2 separate regions of the Homo sapiens genome follow, and region 2 is linked to region 1. A link is a contact called in ENCODE Hi-C or POLR2A ChIA-PET data. All regions are on one chromosome and are shown on one strand. The core of a region is the stretch at or near the end of the contact, and the rest is flanking DNA. Distances in the headings are between cores, read along the strand shown.

Evidence for each region. A loop is a pair of places that touch in the nucleus more often than their neighbours do. ChIA-PET counts read pairs that join two places held with the same protein, here RNA polymerase II (POLR2A). Pooled maps may share reads with other maps.
Region 2: a pooled map shows a loop between it and region 1 (2.8-fold over the local background). The contact joins the enhancer-like site here to the promoter of LINC01703 in region 1. A Hi-C loop is called at or near these places in 1 of 50 pooled maps. POLR2A ChIA-PET finds 5 or more read pairs at or near these places in 3 of 52 experiments (B cell, GM10248 and activated T-cell).

Annotation. Positions count from the first base shown.
Region 1 is chr1:226,081,760-226,088,593 of GRCh38, reverse strand. It overlaps LINC01703 (long intergenic non-protein coding RNA 1703), which reads right to left and starts at 5,019. Exons shown (of 4, transcript NR_146920.1): 1 at 4,626-5,019; 2 at 1,541-1,798. RefSeq lists silencers at 4,619-5,198, 5,309-5,358 and an enhancer at 5,173-6,040.
Region 2 is chr1:225,843,821-225,850,654 of GRCh38, reverse strand. It overlaps TMEM63A (transmembrane protein 63A), which reads left to right. Exons shown (of 25, transcript NM_014698.3): 21 at 576-743; 22 at 1,643-1,758; 23 at 2,101-2,163; 24 at 3,442-3,621; 25 at 3,723-5,119. The coding sequence ends at 3,615. EPHX1 (epoxide hydrolase 1) reads right to left here. Exons shown (of 9, transcript NM_001136018.4): 8 at 6,032-6,157; 9 at 5,092-5,509. The coding sequence ends at 5,308. Among named protein-coding and RNA genes, the nearest start is that of TMEM63A, 35 kb to the left of the region's middle. RefSeq lists enhancers at 1-425, 2,254-2,303, 3,939-4,749. Within about 2 kb of position 2,499, at least 12 of the 41 ENCODE cell types and tissues checked have a DNase peak (open chromatin) inside an H3K27ac peak, as active enhancers do; they include B cell, where a contact is called at or near this core.

The DNA of each region.
Region 1 (6,834 bases), core at 3,770-6,269:
CTGCTCAGTATCAGCTCAAGCATCTCAAAGCCTGGGTGCTGAGATCATCTGAGGGCTCTCTCAGTGACCTGTTTGGTCATTGCAGGTTGTTGGCTGGGACTTTAGTTGGTCTTGTGGCTAAAACACCTACACACGGCCTTTCTGTATGGACGCGTGGCTTTCCCGTAGCCTGGGGCATGGGTTCTAAAAGCAAACCTCCTATGAGCAATTGATAAGCAGACATTTATTGCCTTTTATTTTTATTATATTTTATTTATTTTTTGAGATGGAGTCTCACTCTGTTGCCCAGGCTGGAGTGCAGTGGCACAATCTCAGCTTATTGCAACCTCCACCTCCCAGGCTCAAGTGATTCTCTGCGTCAGCCTCCCCAGTTGCTGGGATCACAGGCGCACACCACCACACCCAGCTAATTTCGTATTTTTAGTAGAGGCAGGGTTTCACCATGTTAGCCAGGCTGTTCTCGAACTCCTGACCTCAAGAGATCTGCCTGCCTTAGCTTCCCAAAGTGTTGGAATTACAGCCATGAGCCATGGTGCCCGGCTTATTGCCTTTTATTTATTTTATTCTATTTCTTTTTTTTTTTTTTTTTGAGACAGAGTCTTGCTCTGTCACCCAGGCTGGAGTGCAATGGCACGATCTCCGGCTCACTCGGGTTCAAGTGATTCTCCTGCTTCAGCCTCCCGAGTAGCTGAGACTACAGGCACCCACCTCGGCCTCCCAAAGTGTTGGGATTACAGGCATGAGCTACTGCACCCACCCAATTTTAAATCTGAAGTATTTATTTTACTTATCACCTATGTAAGAAAAAATATAACCACCTCACCGGAGATATCATTGCTTAGGATGAGGCTGAATTTATTTAGGTAAAAAATAGTGAGTCAATTTAAAGAAATACCTTAAGTAAATAAATCTGAGGCCAGGAGTGGTGGCTCATGCCTGTAATCCCAGCACTTTGGGAGGCCGAGGAGAGTGGATCACGAGGTCAGGATATCGAGACCACGGTGAAACCCCGTCTCTACTAAAAATAGAAAAAATTAGCCGGGCGCGGTGGTGGGCGCCTGTAGTCCCAGCTACCCGGGAGGCTGAGGCAGGAGAATGGTATGAACCCGGGAGGCGGATCTTGCAGTGAGCCGAGATCGCGCCACTGCACTCCAGCCTGGGTGACAGAGCGAGACTCCGTCTCAACAACAACAAAAAAAATTAAATTTAATTTAAAAAATAAATAAATAAATCTGAGTGAGGACTAGAGAAGGCTCTGTAGCAAGTTCAGGGTGCAGTGCAAGCTGCTCTTTCTTTTGGCCCTTATCATCCACAGACCCAACAATATCCGAGTGTCTGTGGCAATGGGGATGCTATATGGAGGCCCTGGGAAGCACCAGTAAGAGAATCACAGCACAGGCCTCTAGGGTTTGGGAACAGATGCACAGCCTGTTTCACAGATAACTGTTCTTCTGGCTTGCTTCTGGTCCCTGGTAGAAACAGAACACCTAGTTATGGGTCGTGAAGCGGCCGCATGTGCACTGCATGTTGTCTTACTCACCCCGCCACGGGATTGGGCACGTGCAGCAGCAATCTCTAATCACGCGGAGACGGCATATGTACACTGGGCTCCAGCAGGCTCAGAAGGCACAAGTGAGCTGTGCGAGCAGGTGGCGCAGACTCCTTCGACAGCGATTCTTGCCTTATTGCCTGTTTTCCTTCATTCCTAGGACCTCATAGAAAGTTCCTTGTGTCAGCCGGGCACCGTGGTTCATGCCTGTAATTCCAGCACTTTGGGAGGCCGAGGTGGGCGGATCACCTGAGATGAGGAGTTTGAGATCAGCCTGGGCAACATGGTGAAACCCCGTCTCTACTAAAAATACAAAAATTAGCCCGTTGTGGCCTGTAATCCCATCTGCTCGGGAGGCTGAGGCATGAGACTCACTTGAACTCAGGAGGCTTAGGTTGCAGTGAGCCCGAGATCACGCCATTGTACTCCAGCCTGGGCGACAGAGCAAGACTCCGTCTCAAAAAAAAAAAAAGTTCCTGTGTCAGTTGACTGAGGAGGAAAAAAATCCAGACTTGGTTTACAGATGGCTCCTGCACAACAGAGAGTGGACAGCTGGAGCCCACCAGCCCCGCTCCAGGGTGTCCCTGAAGGACAAGTGGTGAAAGAAAATCTTCCTTGGGGGCAGAACTTCAAGAGGCACATTTGTTTGTCTACTTTGCCTGGATGGAGAGACAGCCAGATGGAGGGATCTACATAGATTCACTGGCAAGAACATGGAAGGAGGATTGGTGACAAGCAGGTCTGGGGAAGAAGTATGTGGACAGATCTTCCAAACAGGCCCAGAATATAAAGATATTTGGGTCCCATGTGAATGCACACCAAAGGGTATCACTGCAAAGGAGGCTCTTGACTATCAGCGGAACAAAGCATGTTCTCTGGAGGTCGGGCTGTCTCTTTTTCCAGCTACCATTGCTTGCCCAATGGACCTATGTAACAAAGAGGCTGTGTGGCAAGATTGGAGGCTATGCGCGAGCTCAACAACATGGACTTCCCCTCACCAAGGCTGAGTAAGTCATCTACTAACTGCCTAATCTGCCAATAGCAGAGACCAACACTGAGCCCACTGTGGCTCCTTGGGGGACCCAGCCAGCCATCTAATGGCAAATTGATTACACTGGACTTTTTCCATCATGGAAAGGACATTATACACATATTCTGGATTTGCTTTGCCTGTTCATCTTGTTTCTGCCAGCACCACCATGCATGGATTAACAGAATGCCTTCCTCACCATCCTAATACTCCACTCAGTACTGCTTCTGATCAAAAGATGAGCAGCAATGGCCTACTGCCCATGGAACAAACTGATTTTTTTGTTGTTTTTCTTTTTCTTTTCTTTTCTTTTTTTTTTTTGAGACGGAGTTTTGCTCTGTTGCCCAGGCTGGAGTGCAGTGGCGCAATCTCGGCTCACTGCAAGCTCCGCCTCCCGCGTTCAGGCCATTCTCCTGCCTCAGCCTCCGGAGTAGCTGGGACTACAGGTGCCCGCCACCACGCCCGGCTAATTTTTTGTATTTTTAGTAGAGACGGGGTTTCACCTTGTTTGCCAGGATGGTCTTGATCTCCTGACCTCGTGATCCGCCCGCCTCGGCCTCCCAAAGTGCTGGGATTACAGGCGTGAGCCACCGCGCCTAGCCTTCTTTTTCTTTTTTCTTTCTTTTCTTTTCTTTTTTTTTCTGAGATAGAGTTTCACTCTTTTTGCCCAGACTGGGGTGCAATGGTGCGATCTCGGCTCACTGCAACCTCTGCCTCCCCAGTTCAAGCAATTCTCCTGCCTCAGCCTGCCAAGTAGCTAAGATTACAGGCACCTGCCACCACGCCTGGCTAATTTTTGTATTTTTAGTAGAGACGGGTTTTCACCATGGTGGCCAGGCTGGTCTTGAACTCCTGACCTCAGGTGATCCGCCCACCTTGGCCTCCAAAAGTGCTGGGATCACAGGGGTGAGCCACTGTGCCCAGCCCTTGTTTGTTTTTAAGGCAGGATCTCGCTCTGTCACCCAGGTTGGAGTGCAGTGGTGTGATCTCAGCTCACTGTAGCCTCAAACTCTTGAGCAGGTGATCCTCCCAGCTCAGCCACCCAAGTAGCTAGGACTACAGACACACACCACCACACCTGGCTAATTTTTATTTTATTTTATTATTTTGTTTTGTTTGAGACAGGGTCTCGCTTTGTCGCCCAGGCTGGAGTGCAGTGGTGAGATCTCGGCTCACTGCAACCTCTGCCTCCACGGTTCAAGTGATTCTCTTCCCTCAGCCTCCCAAGTAGCTGGGATTATAGGCGCCTGCCACCAAGCCCGGCTAATTTTTGTATTTTTAGTGAGATGGGTTTTCACCATGTTGGCCAGGCTGGTCTCGAACTCCTGACCTCAAGTGATCCACCTGCCTTGGCCTCCTGAAGTGCTAGGATTACAGGTGTGAACCACTGCGCCCAGCCATGCCCGGCTAATTTTTGAATTTTTAGTAGAGACGGGGTTTCACCATCTTGGCCAGGCTCGTCTTGAACTTCTGACCTCGTGATCCACCTGCCTAGGCCTCCCAAATTGCTGGGATTATAGGCGTGAGCCACTGTGCCCGGCCTCACTTTTTTCTTTTCTTTTTCTTTCTTTCTTTTTTGAGACGGAGTCTCGCTCTGTCACCCACGCTGGAGTGCAGTGGTGTGATCTCGGCTCACTGCAACCTCCGCCTCCCGGGTTCAAGTGATTTTCCTGCCTCAGCCTCCTGAGTAGCTGGGGGTTACAGGTGTGCGCCACCACGTCTGGCTAATTTTTGTATTTTTAGTAGAGATGGGTTTTCGCCCTGTTGGCCAGGCTGGTCTCGAACTCCTGGCCTCAACTGAGCCGCCCGCCTTGACCTCCCAAAGTGCTGGATTACAGGCGTGAGCCAACACGCCCGGCCCCTGAGGTCACTTTCGCGGGGCAGAGGGTATGAAGCTGCGGAGAACAGGCTCGAGCGCTGCGGAGCCGGGAATTACTGAGTCCCGCGACGCGCGGGCAGGACTGGCACTGTTTTTTCCAGCTCGCGGGCTCTCAGTTCATAGTATGACATCCCCACCCATCGGCCCGGAGGCTGCTGAGCACTAACCCGATTTGTTTTCCAAAGTGCCACGCTTCACCCACTCGGCAGGATATGCGGCACCTTCAGGGCCGCAGCTGCAGCTCGCGGGCTCCAGGCGTTCGCATGGCTGGGCCAGGCGCTGGAGGCGGCCCTCACCCGTGGGACGGTGCCCCCCAGGCCCCGGGACGGAAAGGAGCTGCGGCGACGGCGGGAGAGGGCCCTACCCCCGGCGAGGCTGAGGCCTCAGGAGCGGACCTCACTGCAGGCAGCCCGGGAGGGAACGGCGGGGGAGTCCCGGGTCGTGGGGGTGACCCAGCCAGGGCTGGCGGAGAAGGGCCCGTAAGGTCGGCAAACCTGGGAGAGCGCGGGTGGCTGGAACCCCCTGTGCAGGCGGCCGCGTGGGGGCGGACCCGGTGGGCGTGGCGAGCTCCGGGGGCGTGGCCTGGGCCTTGGGGCCGCGTCACGTGACAACGACCGAGGCTAGAGGTGCTGTTGGGCGAACGCGAGGCGTCTGAAAGGATCAGTTTCGCGTTTTGGGGAAAGTTCTCTCTGGCACCTGGGGCTGGGGAGGGCGAGCCGGAGGAAGAGAGCCCGGGTGAGGCGGCGATTTCAGAAATGCCTGAAAAGGGAGAAGCCCGCCCCGGAGCCACGACAGTGGGGACGCTGGAGAGATGCTGGGGACCGGCCTCCACGACCTGGGGGGGAGGGGGGAGGGGACGAGCGGCGGGCACCCTGAACCCTTAGTCCTCGAGGCCCTGACAGCGACCCTCCCTCATGCTGCCCCCGAGGAGGAGTTGGAAGGAGCAGCTGGCCCCACGCCCCGTTTCCCGAGACTGCGGGCAGCGCTCCTCAGGAGTGTGTCCGGGGCCGGCTACTTCCTCCACTAAGAGACGAGTCGCCCGGGCCGCAGGAAGGGCCTGGTGCGCGGCCATCTGCTGACCAGTCTGGAGCTAGCGTGGTGGCTTCGGCTGCGCTGACAGTGATGCCACCGAGGTCTCTTACACACCAACAAGCTTCACAGGCCCCTCACCCAGCTAAGCCCGGGCATGGCATGCCTTGAGGGTATCCGAGGCTGTGACATCTTAGCAGAAATCCAAGCTAGCCCTCCCCACCCCCTCCACTCTACCTCCCCTTCACTTGGAATCAGAACTGTTCTATTTCAGCTCCAAATGTGATGATGATGACCAAATAAAATCCACCGTGAATTGAGCCCTCACTGTGTGTGCCCGGCTCTGTGCTAAACATTTGTCATGCGTTCTCTCACATAATCCCCGGACCTCCTACCACTTTCGTTATTTTTGCCTTGCCAGCACTAATTGTAAAACTGAACTCTTATTATTACGATGTTTTAATTGACTCAAATTTAGAGGTGTTATACGAAATCACAGGTTTGATGTGTAATGTTTCTTTTACTAATTCATATACAACATATAGACCTTGCAAATGTTTGAAACTGGCCGGGCGTGGTGGCTCACGCCTGTAATCCCAGCACTTTGGGAGGATGAGGCGGGCGGATCACCTGAGATCAGGCGTTTGGGACCAGCCTGGCCAACATGGCGAAACCCTGTCTCTACTAAACATACAAAAATTAGCCAGGCGTGGTGACACGCACCTGTGGTCCCAGCCACTCGGGAGGCTGAGGCACGAGAATCACTTGAACCCGGGAGGCAGAAGTTGCAGTGAGCCAAGATTGTGCCACTGCACTCCAGCCTGGACAACAGAGCAACTCCGTCTCAAAAACTAAAAATACATACATACACACATTTAACAAATTGGATCGGCCTTTTTTTTTTTTTTTTTTTTGAGACTGAGTTTCGCTCTTGTTGCCCAAGCTAGAGTGCAATGGCGCGATCTCGGCTCACCGCAATTTCCGCCTCCCGGGTTCAAGCGATTCTCCTACCTCAGCCTCCCGAGTAGCTGAGACTACAGGCGCCCGCCACCACGCCCAGCTAATTTTTTGTATTTTTAGTAGACACGGGGTTTCACCGTGTTAGCCAGGATGGTCTCAATCTCTTGACCTTGTGATCCGCCCCCCTCGGCCTCCAAAGTGCTGAGATTACAGTGTGAGCCACTGCGCCCGGCCCTTTTTTTTTTTTTTTTTTTTTTGAGACAGGGTGTCACTCTGTCACCCAGGCTGGAGTGCAGTGACGCGGTCACAGCTCACTGCAGCCTCAACCTCCCCGGGTTCAGGCGATCCTCTCACCTCAGCCTCTTGAACAGCTGGGACTACAGGCGC
Region 2 (6,834 bases), core at 1,250-3,749, 240 kb after region 1:
CAGTGTAGTCCTCAATGCCAGGCGAAGTTCGCATTTATTTAGTACAGACTAAATGACAAAGGTCTCGAGTAAACACCACTAGAGGGTAATTAACATTGCCGACCCCCTGAATAGCGAGCAATCATGCACCAGTGGATGATCAAAGGTTGGTCTTAGGACCACATGAGTAAACAAGCTATTTAGGTAAACTCCCCCACATTCCTATGTATCTGCACCCTAAGCTTTTAAGAGAATTCAGCTGCCTTCAGCCAAACCCTTTACTGAAGCTATGCAAACCTCTCGGCTTTCCAAGAAGGTTTGTGTCTATTTCCTATAACTTTATCTTAAATTTTCTCCCACCACCCTGACCGATCCCCTACACCTTGGGGTCACAGATAAGTGAGGAAGTGGGTAGGAGAGAGAAAGTGAAAAAAAACTAGTAGCCAGAGGTGCAGGATGCCTCATTTTGTGTTCAGGCAGTAGAGCAGCAGCCCCAGCCCTGGCTCCTTGCCAAAATAGCCGCCCCGGAGAGGAAGAGGACAGAGGTGTCTGTGTGGCCCTGCGAGGTCTCCAGCTCACAGCCCCATCCCCTGCAGGCCTCATCTACATCCTGCTCAAGCACATGGTGGACCGGCACAACCTCTACTTCGTCTACCTCCCAGCCAAGCTGGAGAAGGGGATCCACTTTGCCGCTGTGAACCAGGCCTTGGCAGCCCCCATCCTGTGCCTCTTCTGGCTCTACTTCTTTTCCTTCCTGCGCCTGGGTGAGCAGCCCTTCTGACCTGGGGCCAGCCCTTGGCCTCCCAGCCCTGCATCCCCACCAGCCAGTCAGATCCCTCATTGCTTTCACAGCATCAGCATGGCATCCAGTCAGAATGTGGTGCCCAGAGTGAGGGCTGGTTAGGTGTCCCATCAGAACGTGGTACCCAGAATGAGGGTTGGTTACATGTCTAGTCAGAATGTGGTGCCCAGAGTGAGGACTGGTTAGGTGTCCAATCAAAACATGATACCCAGGGTGAGGGGCTGGTTGGGTGTGGTGTTGACAGCCTGGCTCCTAAGCTAGCCCGAGTGCAGGTGTAACCCTTGTGAAGGCCTGGTCAATTGTCCCATACATCCCTGGAGAGAAGATAGTGCCTTTATCAGCTGTGCAGGGACTGAACCAGAGGAAATGGGGAAGCTGATCCAGATTTGCCCTTTGAGGCTGGTGGTTGGGCCCAGCTCCTTGTACCTCCTGGCATGGAAGAGGTGGGGACGTGGAGGAGAGAAAACTGACACTCCTGGGGGAAAGACACGTCTGCCCCGGTCAGACTGGGGGTGTGGGAGGGTCCATCCTCTCTAGCCCAGGGCACTGGAGACTGGAGGGAACGGACCAGCAAGGAGGCTGAAGAATTGCCATTGACTTGGCACCCCAGTGCCTGAAATCTGACCAGGGATGATGCCAGTCATTCAGTGGGTCCCTCTGTGTGTTCCTGGCTGTGAAGACACCATCCTTGCTGCTGGAGTTGAGGGGTGGGGGTGGGGGGTTAGGCCTTACCTTTATTTTCTGCCTGAGGGAGAAGTCACGGGCAGTTTCCACACCAGGTGCGGCCCCTTCCTCAGCAGGGTGAGGGTAGGTGGTGGCCCCTCCCTGCCCACCCCAAGGCTAGCCACCCTCTATCACCAGGTATGAAGGCCCCCGCCACTCTGTTCACCTTCCTGGTGCTGCTGCTCACCATCCTGGTCTGCCTGGCTCACACCTGCTTTGGATGCTTCAAGCACCTCAGCCCTCTGAACTACAAAGTAAAGGCCCCCGACCCCACTGCCCGGTCAAGCCCTGGGAGGAACAGATGGTGGGACGGGCTCGCTGTCAACCCCGCCCACCCTTGTCTGTATCAACACAGCAGCAGCCTTCTCCAGATTCTGCTTCTCCATGGGAAAGGCGTGGGTGGTTGGGTGCCATGTGTAGCTTCCCTTCCTCCCCTCATCCCTGCACTCCCCCACCCCATCCTCTCTCGGGCTGCTGGGGAGCTTGGTGCCAGCTGGTACTATTATTCCGGGTGTTAATAGTCTGTGTGTTTGGAGGGTGTTTGTTCACAGAGATCAGTTTTGTTTATCATCGCAAGTTTTTGCTGTTATCTGCAGACAGAAGAGCCTGCAAGTGACAAAGGAAGTGAGGCAGAGGCCCACATGCCCCCACCGTTCACAGTAAGCTGTGCCCCTCAGCCTCTGAGCTTGTCGCCCTTTTTTTTGCTTTGGTTGTAACAGTCCCAACCAGATGGGCCCCGGCAAATCTTTGATCATCTCTTGCTAAGATCACATGGCAGGCAAGTTTGTGAATTAATGGCAGAGAAGGAATCCTGGTCCCCCTGGGTATTTTAACCTGCATATTTGAAACTGTTGAGGAGATAGAGTCTTGTCTCGATTCATGGCCATCCCCCTTGGTTTCAGTTCCCTGCTCTCTTTCCTTCTCTGCATATTTAATGCCTGGTGAGTTTGGGGCTTTAGTGAAGGCACATGGTAAGGCGCTAGGGTTTGACAAAGGTTTGTCATCAGCGATGCACCTGCCTGTGCGAGGTCCTCCACTAGGCTCCAAGAGGGTGTCAGGCAGACTTCCCTTTGAATTCAAGAAATGAACATTGCACCTGCTTCAGAGGAAGACCCCATGGTAGAGAGACACAGGGCTCCTTGCCTTCCTAGTTCTCTCTGCACACAGCCTCCAGGGTCCTGCTCCTAGGGTGGGGCTGGGAAGGGAAAGCAGAGCCCCAGGGTTCCAGAGCTGTAGTCACCAGCCTTCCTGACAGCCGTGGCCAGGACAGAGCCGACCTCATCTGCAGGGTTCTTTCTGGTGGCTGCCTCCCAGGTGTCAGGCTCTCTTATCGGTGTCTGTCCTTGGACAAGTTCCAAACAAGGGAGGGCCTCAGAAGGACTCATTACCCAGCGACACACCTGTGGCTATGCTGGCCAAGCAGGGAACATGCAGGACAGGTGGATGATGTCAAGCCCTCACAGCCAGGGTCTCAGGAGGAGTATGGCAGGGCTCTGTGCCTGGGGTCAGTGGCTGGAGCCTGGGATTGGGAGGAAATGAGACTCAAAATGAGACTCACACAGATATGTTGAGCATCCCAGGGGTCCCAGGGCAGCGTTCTAAGCCCCCCTATATAGGTAGACTTGTTTCTTCTACAAAGTGAGAAATCCTCCTAGGATCCAGGGCTAGGAAGTTTAGTTTCCTCTGAGAACTGCTCTCTTGTGCTTCCTTCTGTGATCATGAGAACTGTATAACTGTGCTTTCTCTTTTGCCCTGGCTGCTAGGAAATTCTGCAGGTGTCATATTTTCGGTCTTAATGTCCTAAATGGATGTCGGTGTTTCTTCATATGTCCTTTATGGCCACTGTCTGTGTCCTGTTGGGAGAAGGGCAGGAGGGGAGGGATGCAGTGTGGAAGCTCATGCCTGTCCAGGCCAAGCACAAATCCATTTGCTGACAGCCCTACGTGCCTCGGATTCTGAACGGCTTGGCCTCGGAGAGGACAGCACTGTCTCCGCAGCAGCAGCAGCAGCAGACCTATGGTGCCATCCACAACATCAGCGGGACTATCCCTGGACAGTGCTTGGCGCAGAGCGCCACGGGCAGTGTGGCTGCTGCCCCCCAGGAGGCCTGAGGCTGGGTGAGCTGCTGGCTGGGCCAGGCTCAGGGGAGCCTGTGGGGTGAGAAGACAGGTGAAGCGGCCTGACTCCCAAGTTCATGACTTCTTCCCATCTGTTTTAGGTCTCACTGCTCTGAAAAGACACAACCAGAATGGCCTGGGGCTCAGGCCCTTGGCTGAGTGGGAATGCGTTGGGACTGCCCAGCTGAGCTATCAGGTGCCCATCTTTTCTGGTCCCAGCAGTGGTGAGGAGAGCACAGGCAGGCCTCGCCCCTCCCTTGCTCACCCAGTTTCCCCTCCGGCACAAGCTTCCAGCTCTGCAGCTGGGGTGACATCCCCAGTGGTTTGTCGCCAAGACCATGTGGTGGACTTTTCGCCCCCCAAACTGATGAGTCCGGGAGAATATATGGAGAGAGAGATGTAACAAGGGGAAGGCCTCCTCCCTTCTGAGCACACACACAACCGATAACCAAAGAGATGCTGCAGTCCAGGTCTGAGGTCCCGCTGGCATCCAGCTCCCTGCTCCATGGCCAGTCCCTCCCCAGCCCAGCAGTCCCTCCAGGCTACATCCAGGAGTAAGCTATGGGGAACAGGTTGGGAGGTGGCCAGTGCTCCTGCCAGCTGTGCACACATCTCTGTATCCCGCTAGAGTTCTGTGTTTTTGTATCATGTTGTCAGGGACGCTAGCTGGGTCAGGGTTACCCCATAGCAGGCAGGGACAAGGACCACTCATAATATGCCCATTGGACCACAGTTAAGATCCAGCCTCTCTCACCTCTTCAGGGCTGAGTGCATGAGTCTGCACCTCCAGGCAGGCTCTGTGCAGTACTCACCCCCTCCGTCTGCTCCCTCCAAGGTGTGGGGGTGGGCAGTGCTCAGGGCCTCCTCGGAGCCAAAGGACAGCATGGTCGGCACAGAGGAAGGGGTACCTGGGCTGGGTGCAGGGCCATCCCACTGCCCTTGAGCTGTGGCTCTGGCAGGAAGGAGGGGCAGCCCATCCCTCTTCTCCCTCCTGGGGATTCTGGGGAATGGGATGCAACTTAAGACTTCTGCCTGAGAAGCCTCCTCCCTGCTGCCTCCAGGGGGCACCAAGGCACAAGCCTGTGCAGTAGGGGCGGGATGGGGGTGTGGAAGAGCAGGTCCAGGCTCCTAGCACAACTGGCCTGGGGCCTTGGCACCTCTGTAGGCCCTGCCTGTGCCTGTCCGCTGGCCTGGGGGGCCTGGGCTTATCTGGGCCTTCTCACTCAGGGACTCTCTTGACGCTGACTTGCCCCCGCAGTGGTGGCCAGTGCTGCCTCTGCTCCAAGCTGCCCCTGCGCTGGGAGGGGTGGGGGCGGTGCCATTGGTCTGGTGCAGCATAGCCCTGGCCAGTGGCCTCATCCCCAGCAGGCCTCCCGTGCCTCTGCCAGCAAGGAGGGGCCGGCCAGCTCTGCTTGCACAGGGGGCCCCATGTGGGGTCAGCGCACGCTCATGTCACTGAGTTCCAGCCGCTTTTAGAGTAAAGTCGTTTATCATCAAAGCCATGTTGCTTACCACACGGAGTTGGGGGTTGGGGAGTGAGCTTGGAGGGGTGAGGGGGTGAGCGTGGGCTCCCAGCATGGGCAGGGGACGGAGGCAAACTCATTCCTCAGAAAAGGGGTATCTTCCCCAAGAAAAGCCTGGAGGGCACTTGTGGGGGGAGGTGGCAGGCGGGGGGAGAGGGGTGGGTCATTGCCGCTCCAGCACCGACAGGAACTTGCGGATGTCCTGGGCGAGCAGCTCCGGCTCCTCAAAGGCCGCAAAGTGGCCCCCACGAACCATGTAGGAATAGGAGATGAGCTTTGGGTACTTGAACCTCACCCACTTTTCAGGCGTGTGCAATAGCTCAAAAGGGAAGGCAGAGAAGCCAGTGGGCACATAGACCTTCATCCTGGAAGTGAAAGAGCCGACGGAGGGGTGAGGCTGTGGCCCTGCGCCCCTCCGTCCTGCACAGCAGGGGGTTAAAGCGCCTGGGGGTGAGATCAGCTGGCCCACCCACAAGGAGCCATAAAGAAAAGGACAAATCCAGGGTCTCAACCGCTCTCCCCTCACTGAGGGCCTTCTCTTTTCTGGGAGGGCCACCCAGGCAGGGGCATGGGACAGCCTCTAAATCCCCACCTTTGAGGGTTTCCATGTGAGACTTGGAAATCCCAGAACCATCAGTGCCACTCCAGACCAGCATCCTAGACTGGGGAGCGGTACTGAGGGCCGCCCGGGAGCCAGGCACCTGGTCCCTCCATGAGGGCTTTCTCCAAACACCTCGACCTTTAGTGTTCCCATCCAAGGGCCCCTGGGGCACCTGCAGGCAAGGCTATACTTATCCCACCACCAAGTGCCCTTCGTGGAGCCCAAGACTGGCCGTCCCCCTGCCTCCAGCCTCAGAGGCCCCTGTTCTCGGCTCAGCCAGGCTCACCGCTCATGCTTCTGGGTCATCCAGCCCTGTCCCAGGTTCTCCTTGTAGAAGCGCTGGGAGGAGATGATGGTGCCTGTTGTCCAGTAGAGCATGACGTTGGTCAGCAGGTCGTCCAGGGAGAACTTCCTGGGAACGCAGAACACAAAGCCCCACTCTCAGTGCCACATGCAGTTGTGTGACAAAGGGCAGCCAGAAAGTCCTACAAATGCCAGGCCCTGCCCATGCGGCTTCCCTCCTCAGACCTCATGCAACGTGTGTGGTATCCTCGTGTCACAGGCAGGCTGCGCCCAGGGCACTAGACTGGAGCGCATGGATTTAGTTGAAGTGTCTCTTATCACCCCAAGGTCCTCCCCCCACCCACCTTGCCTCTACACACCTGTCCCCTCTCTCCTGCCACTGACCTCTCCTCCCTCCCCTCAACCCCTGCACCGTGAAACTGCTCAGGGCACCAGCTACTGTGGTGACCACATACCAGGCAGCATGTTCTAAGCTCCTTACCTTCTTTTAATTCATGTTTTCCTCTCAACAGCCTATGGGACATAGGTACTATTATCTCCATTTTACTTATTAAGTGGAGAATCCAAACCTAGCCAGCTTGGGTCCAGGATGCATACTCCACAGCCCCCACCCCACCTTCCACTTTCCCCAGAGCACGCCCTCCCAACCCTACCTTCCTCACTCAAACCCTGAATCTCTAGCAACAGCAGCAGGGAGCAGGGACAGAGATAAAGGGAACAGCCTTTTCAATGTGATTTTGGTGGCAAAATGAAAACTGGTCAATGAAAACTAGTTCCAGTATACAC